Linked DNA regions of Homo sapiens: region 2 is linked to region 1. A link is a contact called in ENCODE POLR2A ChIA-PET data. All regions are on one chromosome and are shown on one strand. The core of a region is the stretch at or near the end of the contact, and the rest is flanking DNA. Distances in the headings are between cores, read along the strand shown.

Evidence for each region. ChIA-PET counts read pairs that join two places held with the same protein, here RNA polymerase II (POLR2A).
Region 2: POLR2A ChIA-PET joins it to region 1 with 14 read pairs in Panc1. The contact joins the enhancer-like site here to the promoter of LYRM4 in region 1. POLR2A ChIA-PET finds 5 or more read pairs at or near these places in 2 of 52 experiments (Panc1 and activated CD4-positive, alpha-beta memory T cell).

Annotation. Positions count from the first base shown.
Region 1 is chr6:5,259,007-5,263,339 of GRCh38, reverse strand. It overlaps LYRM4 (LYR motif containing 4), which reads left to right and starts at 2,390. Exons shown (of 3, transcript NM_020408.6): 1 at 2,390-2,692. The coding sequence starts at 2,607. FARS2 (phenylalanyl-tRNA synthetase 2, mitochondrial) reads right to left here and starts at 1,827. Exons shown (of 7, transcript NM_006567.5): 1 at 1,680-1,827. RefSeq lists silencers at 2,310-2,529, 2,590-2,899 and an enhancer at 3,110-3,159.
Region 2 is chr6:25,025,432-25,029,764 of GRCh38, reverse strand. All of the region lies in intron 1 of LOC102724765 (a long non-coding RNA gene), which reads left to right. It also overlaps a transcript of RIPOR2 not described here. Among named protein-coding and RNA genes, the nearest start is that of RIPOR2, 92 kb to the right of the region's middle. RefSeq lists an enhancer at 2,074-2,313. Within about 2 kb of position 2,389, at least 9 of the 41 ENCODE cell types and tissues checked have a DNase peak (open chromatin) inside an H3K27ac peak, as active enhancers do.

The DNA of each region.
Region 1 (4,333 bases), core at 1,141-3,640:
ACCATTGCTCGTACTAACAGAGGACTAAGCTACCCAAACTATTTAAACTATACATATTTATTTGGAAAAGTTTTATTTGATTACAACAAAGTTGAGTAATTTAGATACATTAATTATGTACGTTAATGATTAAATTCCTTGATAATTAGGTAGAAACAATTGTATATAGTAATTATTCCAACTTTACTCTCAAAAGCAAAATATAATAAAATAATGTAATCTTTGCTATTTTTAAAAAAGCCAAAATAATCTTCAAGTTTTTCCTTTTCACTCTGATAGCATTCTCTATCAGTAACTTGCATTAATGTTGTAGCTTTGAGGTGCCGCATATCATTTCATATCACTGGCACACAATAGTGTATCAAGAGAAATCAGCTCTGAATCTTACTCTATAACAATGTGCAATTGCCTTGGTCTTGGATCCTTTAAGAAATAGCAAAGGGAAAACTCAAAAAAGTCCTTTCAATAAAGCAGAGGCTAGATTTGCTCAATGACCTGACCAACCAGGAAGTAATAGAAGTTTTGCTATCCTGTTTAAAAAATAATAATAAACAATAACAGACATGAGATTTTCAAGAAATCAGGGAGGAGACTTAAAGATATCTTAATAAAAGTATTTTCTCTTCAGTGCCTTTTAAAAAATGTCATTGCATCAGGATTAGTAAGAATATCTGGATGCAAGGACACCAGGTTGCAAGTACACTAAAGAATGGTAAGGTCAGAGAAGTGTTTTTTCTGCCTTTAAAGTTCCTGAAAATAGAGGCTGGGCGTGATGACTCACACCTGTAATCCCAGCATTTTGGGAGGCCGAGGCGGGCGGATTGCCTGAGGTCAGGAGTTCGAGACCAGCCTGACCAACATGGTGAAACCCTGTCTCTACTAAAAATACAAAAATTAGCTGGGCGAGGTAGCGCGCGCCTGTAATCCCAGCCACTCAGGAGGCTGAGGCAGGAGAATGGCTTGAACCTGGGAGGCATAGGTTGCAGTGAGCCCGAGATCCCGCCACTGCACTCCAGCCTGGGCGACAGAGCGAGACTCCATCTCAAAAAAAAGAAAAGGAAACAGAAAAGTTCCTGAAAATATAAAGTTGTTTAGACATACAGCAGGTATATCGTTTCAAAACCAAATACACTAAAGCAGATGAGAACACAACCGTGACCAAGTGGTTCGGAGAAAGATGGATTTTAATGCAAAGTTGTTTTGTTTTCACGCATAACGTACTTCTCGCTGTGCTTGAGTGCAGAAAGGTGTGGTTCTTCCTAAGGTTGATTACATAAAGCAAGATTCCAAAAACAAGAAAAGTGCTTTGCAAACACAGTAACTAGGACTGGCTGAAGCTTCCTGCGTCCAGTGCCATGCTCAAAGATCAGAACAAGCAACTTTATCCACCACTTTAATAAGATGATTCAAAAAAGCTGCAGTCTTCTGAAGAAAGCCATGGTTGAAAACTTGCTCCGCTTCTTGGAGAAAGCCTAAAGCCCTAAAGGTCTCTAATTATTCTCCAAAGTCTACAACCCAAGCTGCATTTTATGCATTTATTAGGTTACAAAACCACGGGAACTCTTCACTCAAAAGCAAAAACACATCCGGAAAGAGGAAAAAATCCACGGCCAATGTAAACCCCCTACAACACCAACCGCCCACGTCGTACCCCAGGCTGCAATGAGGCCGGCACTCACCCACCGCTCGCCCGGGAAGCCCAGACCCAGGTGTTTCAAAATCAGAAGTACGGCAGGCTCGTTCGCTCTCACGGGCAAGAATCTTAAACCCCAACTTCAGAGATACCCGCGCACGCTGGGCGCTGCCATTTTGACAGAAAGCGGGCCTGCCCCAGAGGCCCCTACGCAGGTCGCCCTGAGCAGAGCCGGAGTGCCACAGAACCCCTAGCTCATCACCTCCACACCCAGACGTCGCATCCCCCGGCCTGAGGAATGCCAAGAAACCCCACCCTGCCGACCAGGATCAGGCGAAATCAAGTCACCCTTGAAATCCCGCAAACTCTCTCAGGCAGCGCCGAGGGCGACCGCAGCCGGCGTGGGAGGGGCATCGGCGGTCAGGGGCGGGGCGTCGGTGCGGCGGCCTTCGGTAACCCGGGCAACGCGGCCTCCTGGATGTAGGAAGGGGCGCTGCCCCCGAAACACAAATGTCTCCGCCAAGACCCCAGACGGTTCCCAAAGGCTCTCCGTGATGCAACTGCACGTCCCTCGAATGCCTGGGCCTCCGATATCCGTCCGCCAGGAGCTTGGCTGGATGCACGGGCGGCCAGTCCTCTTATTTCCCCGCCCTCCCGCCGCGTGGAGCGGCTGCTGGGTCCCGAGCCTCCGGGCGGGGGCGGGATCGGGGCGGGGCGGAGGCATCTCCCTCCCAGCACCGCCCCCTTAGCTGCCCCGAGCCCTGCCTGCGCCCGCCCCCGAAGCGGCGCGGGACGCCTGGCGCCGTCCGCGATCCGCAGGGCTGCCCGCTTAGGCTTAGGCCCGGCCCGCTGGCAAAGCCGAGCCGCAGCATTTTATTTCGTTCGTGGTTTCCGCACAGGCTGGAGTTTCGTGGGTTGGGTCGTACTTGGGACCTCGGCGAAGAGGACCCGTTTATTTTTTTTTCTTTCCAAAATGGCAGCCTCCAGTCGCGCACAAGTGTTATCTCTGTACCGGGCGATGCTGAGAGAGAGCAAGCGTTTCAGCGCCTACAATTACAGGTGACCCAGCGGGCACCGGGGGCCGGGGGCGGGGGGCCAGGGGCCGGGGACCGGGGGTGCGGGCTGACGCGGAATATCCCCGGGGACTGGGAGCCACCGTGGTTTGCCGGCGGCTGCGAGGCAAGGACCGGGCTCCGCCATCGAAAAGCGTGCTCCTGCCTACAGGTGTGGCCTCTGAGACCTCGGGGAGGAGCCTTTCTTTCTACCAGGGGAGACGTTCATGTCTTGTGACGTTTTCCCCCTAAAGGCTATCTTGGTAGTTATTCTAGGAGCATGATTAGTGTTATGTTTCTGCAGAAGAGAAAAAAGGGATGGAAATCAGTCATTTGTGAAGTTAAGGCCAGTGTGTTGCATATGTAAAACTTCCCTTGAGCACTGGAAGAGTTGAGAGTGGAAGTGGCCAGTGAGTAGTACACTGCGACAAAGCTGAAGGCACACTCTAGCACCTCCCTAAAATTTCCTAGGTGTCGTAATGAGTTCTTTTGGTTGCAAGAATCCATTCTATTTAGGGTATGGTGGAAATGCGTAGCGGAAAAGGAAAAAGGGTCTCACAAGCTTTGGAGCTGAAACCTCAGTTTCTCCTGGCTCACCAGACAGAGATCCCGCTTACTGGACCTTGACAGCAGGATATTGAGGGCCTAAACTCACATCTTTAATATAACACATTCACTTTTTCTCACGCCTCCCCACTCCCCTATTTGCCTATGAGTCTTTTATTGTTACTCTTTGTATGTTTTTTCTAATTCAGAGCCTCTGCTTTCACAGTGTTGCTGGTTCTGACCCATCATTTTCTTATGGATTCTCTCTCTGCATTTTTTTTTAGATTTGTTTTTTGTTTTGTTTTGTTTTTACTAACTACCTGTCTCTCTCTGAGTTTGAGCCATATTCCCATGAGAAAGAATCTGGTTGGATCAACTCATCTCTTTACCTCAAGCCTCACTTAGGTGACTGGCCAGACTGTGGATTGGATGTCATAAGAGCAGAGCCTACCCTTGGAACACACCTGGTTAGGTAGGCCCCCCTCCAGCACGTGTGTGAGCTGGCAGGCCCTGAGATGGGTCTGCCCAGTACAACCTCTGTCAGAGGACAGGAACGCTAAGCCTCTTAAGCAATGACTCTCAAATTTTTAGAAACCCGCCTGGAAAATATACTCATGCTGCAAATTTGAAAACAGCATCTGGGTCATACCACTGAGGTTGTATCCACCCAGTTAAGTGGTTAAATTTCACGGGAGAGAATGATTTTACTTAATGACTTTGACTTTGGAGAATAAAGAGTGTAATAATAAGCATACTGGTGGAATTTTAGCAAGAATTAACCAAACACCTAGCACCAAGTACTTAACCAAGTCTGTTGAGGAAACACATGAAATATGCAAGTTAAATAAATAGAAACCATTTGATTTCACCATAGTCTGGAGTAAAATAGTTTGTCATTAAAGCTTACTCAGGATACACAAGGACTTGGAATCAGCAGGCAGTTCACACACTAAGGAAAGTGGCAGGGAGAGGGTTTATGTGAGAGCATGTAAGAAAGTCAAGGTGGAGCCCTCGAAGACTAACTTGGACAAGTCTCTCAATCTCTGTATTTCAGTTTTCTTGTTTATGAAATAGACTGTTGGACTAGACAATCTCTAAGGAC
Region 2 (4,333 bases), core at 1,140-3,639, about 20 Mb before region 1:
TCTATTTCCCCACAGCAGTTACAAAATGAAGATATCTGGTTTTTTTAAGATGAGAAGCATAATCTTCAGGGTAAGGCTACATAGTTTTTTTCCTTCGCCCTCACTCCCAGTGCTGTCTCTATTTCTGTGTCATCTGAGAAGTGATGTGGGGCACGGAGGGTCCCAGCTCAGGGTATGGGACTTGCTTCCTGGTCTTGCCCCTGCTCATCTGTGAGGCATCAGTCAGACCACTCACTCTCTCGGTACAGTCAATACATGAACATTCCTTTGTGTCCAGGCCAGAGTTTGTTCTTGGTTTCCTATCCACCCCTTTTTTCATTACTTCTTCTTCTTTTTTTTTTTTTTTTTTTTTTCTTTTTTGAGACGGAGTCTCGCTCTGTCGTCCAGGTTGGAGTGCAGCGGCGCGATCTCGGCTCACTGCAGCAAGCTCCGCCTCCCGGGTTCACGCCATTCTCCTGCCTTAGCCTCCCAAGTAGCTGGGATGGAGTCTTGCTCTGTCGCCAGGCTGGAGTGCAGTGTCGCGATCTCGGCTCACTGCAACCTCCACCTCCCGAGTTCAAGCCATTCTCTTGCCTCAGCCTCCCGAGTACTTGGGACTACAGATGCGCGCCACCATGCCCGGCTAATTTTTTGTGTTTTTAGTAGAGACGGGGTTTCACCATGTTGGCCAGGATGGTCTCGATCTCTTGAATTCATGATCCACCTGCCTCGGCCTCCCAAATTGCTAGGATTACAGGCGTGAGCCACCATACCCGGCCCTCGTCATTTCTTTGAGGGCACCCTCTCCCAGCACTCTGCTGCCTCCAGTTGTACTGAACAATGGTGCCTTCTCTCAGTCCTAGACAGAGCTCCATTCTCAGGGCCTTTCCTTACCTCATCCCACATCAAATCAGATCCACTATTCCCCATACTTTCCCACCCTGGTGTGGACCAGATGAAGGGCCCTAATGTGTCAACCTGATAAAATTGATTAAAACTTCACATTCTTAGTGGTGGAAGTGATTTCACATGCATTATCTCATTGGAGACTCACAACTACCCTGAGGAGCTAGAAGGATCTGTACTATCCCTGCCCCCCAATTTTTTTCTTATGTGGAAACTGAAGCTCAGAGAGAAAGGAGTAAGACAGTACATCTGTCATTTATTTGGGGTAGTATTAGTATCAGGCATTGTGCCAGCTCCCCTATTGGGCATTATTTCACTTAATCCTCAGTCCAACCCTATGAGGTTGGTAATTGTATCCATTTTGCAAATGAGGAGGCTGAGGCTCAGAGAAGTTAAAGGACTTATTAAAAGTCACAGGCCACAGTGTGGCAGAACAGAGCCAACATTCAGACACATGTGTACAAGTCCAGAGCGGGTTTTCACTGCTGGAACTAGGACTCAAGCTCAAATCAATCAACTCCTAATTTTATGGTTCTTCCAGTGGCCACCCTCTCTATTCAGAAAATGCACCCTACCACCTATCCCCAAATCTCAAAACATGGGCCCGGTTGAAATGCACACAGCTCTGGGAGTCTCCTAGAGGCAGAACAAGGGCTGGCGATGTCTGAGGGCAGCTAAGGAGATATTTGGAAATCTACTGGAAACTGCATCTTCCTGCGCTGTGCTAGATGTCCAGGTATCTGAGAATACAGTGAAGGAAAATTAACCGAATGTTCAAATCTCTACAGAATGCCTAGCTTGAGTCCCTGAATACTTTTTTATGCAGGACGAGGGTGGTAGGGGCCACTCAGAAAGAAATCTGAACACGCAGAACCCTCGGGCTTAGAGCTGTTAGGGGTCATAGGCAGCCAGCTCACTTCCAGCGGACAGTGCCCACTCCCCTTTCTTCTCAGAGCCCAGCCAAGAAGGATGGCTCAGCGGCCCGACTGGAGCACCTCTGCCCTCCTCGGCTCCTGGGCGTGTCTCCGGGGATTCCTGTTCGGTGATGCCCTGACCCACGGAACTTGCCTCTTCCCTCTTGTTCAGTCGGTTTACCAACCTGGGGGCGTCTGCGGATCAAGGTGTTTGAGAGGCTGGGCTGAGGTAGAGAAGAGGGTGGGGCAGGAGCACCTAAGTCGCTCAGGGATTTGGTGACTCACACGAGGGGAGGGGGGCCCTCTTTCTCCCCAGCACTGGGGGCGCCCAAGGCTGTTCCCATGCTTAGCAGAAGATGCCCCTCTCATCCCCCAAGGGGCCTGCTCGGAGTGTGCCACCTGCAGCATGGCCACCACGAGGCCGGTTATGTATTTATTTCCTGGCAGAGCTGAACCCCAAACGCTTTTCCTTCTGTGCCGTGCGTGAAAGAAACAGAAACCGCTGCACAGCATGTCTATGTTTATACCCTGGGCCCTGACCCTCCCACAGAGGCCAGCTCGTAGACTTTTCTTTCGCAGCCTGGGGATGGGTTTGTACTTCACCCTCGAGCGCCTCCCCCTGGGAACCCGCAGAGGGCTGGGTGGCTGTGCAGTCCTGTGTGCTAAGTGCTTTTCTTCGCTTCTCGATGCTTGGGCCGTCTTGTAAGCAAAGCTAGGTGAATCGAATCCACCCCTACGCGATTGTCGTTTGCATTAAGTAAGATAATGCACGTGGAAATATTTTGTGAGCTATGCAGTATCACCTAAATTATTTTTTATTATTATTTTAAAAATAGAATGCATCAGCAAGTTCTTAATGAGCTTGCTTTTTTGTTTTAATATTTGGAAATTGGAACAGCTACTTATAGGAGACTTGTAGATCCCAGAATGTGCCGTTTGCCTGAGTGGTTTCTTTTGGCCTTGCTGTGTCAGGACTTGTGAGGCTTGTGAGGTGATGTCAGCAAATCAGCACAGACTCACACCTGAGGAGCCCGGGAGTGGTCTAGGGCCTGTGGAGCATGGCAGAGTGGCCTCTTCTCAGCCTCCTCTCCACTGGAGGGCACTTGAGTTATTATTTATTTCCCCCAGGCCTCAGCCTCTTAGCTCCTGCCAACTTCCTTTCAGAGGCATTCCTGCCATATGTCCCAAGATTTTCCTCTGTTTACCTCCTTTAAAGTTGTCATGGTCTTGAATTTTAGACCACCGTAATCTCCGTTTGACAATGAATGGTCATAAATTCAAAGAAATTGCAGGACTCTTATTCTGAAATTCATATAAATGATTTCTTTATAAGTACACATAAAACTCTTTTCTCTTAAAATATACAGAAAAAGAAAAATGTACAGCTGCTCAGGGTAACAAAGTATTGCCTTCTAGAAATTCTCAGGCTTCTTGTCTTTAAGGATAAACAGGAAGCATTTCTAATTAGTGTCTTGGTTGTTTGCATATTGAGCTTCCAAAATGCTTTAGAAGGTTCATCTTTTCAATCCGCCCTTCGCAGTCCTTTATTTTTCATTTGCTAAGCAGAGGTAAACTTAAAACCATCTCTATGTGACTTATCATAAATCCCAATCAGTGAGACCTCAAATAATGAACTTGGCTCTCATTTATACACGTGACAAAAGGTATACCTATATAAATATCTAATAAAAACTACCTAACAGCTAAATACAACAAAGAGAAGCAATTTTCCTCTCTTTTTCACCCAATGGCTCTAATTAATCATGCAGTACAGAAAAATAAGAAACCTTTTATGTAGCTTTTAGTGGTTTTGTTCATTCTAGTTTCCACCTGTGAGTAGCATTCATTTATAAACCTGTCTTGCTGAGCACAGTGCTTTCAAAAATGACTTGCTTGTGACTCAGAAACAAAAAAAAAAAACAACAATCTTTGTAACTTTTAATCTCATGCAATTTCTTCAGTTTCTTTTGTTGGTGAATACACGTACAATTTGGTTTTGAAATACCATGTATCAAAGCACAAACAAATCATCCCTTGGAGTCGTGAAGAAGCTCATCAATGTATCACAGTCTTCCAGTCAAGCCCATAATTCAGTCTCCTACAGCTCTGATTCTTGACCTCTAAGAAAACCCACCCTCTTACTCTTCCTGAACAATTGCTCACTAGAGCACTAAGTGAAGGGAAAGATTGCTCCTTAAAGTGAAAAAACAATGTTTTCCAAAGTTGTGTTGAATATGCATAGTCATCATATCACAGGAAGTTTTTCTTTTAAACCTTATGTGCATTTTCTTTAATTTGTATGGTTTTCTCAAGTTCAACATTCAGTTTTCGTTTTAATCAGTTATATTCTAAAAACAATTAAATTTTTTTCTCCTTAGAAATTCACTTTAAATTAAAAAGAACTTTTGTTTTTCTCTTTTTAAGGCACAAATAGTGCTGGGAGGGGGTGAGGGTAAACTTCTTTATCTGTCACTGTCATTTTTTTTTAAAGGTCCTATTGCTTTTACACTTCTAACCCTAAAAAAGCCTCGTCA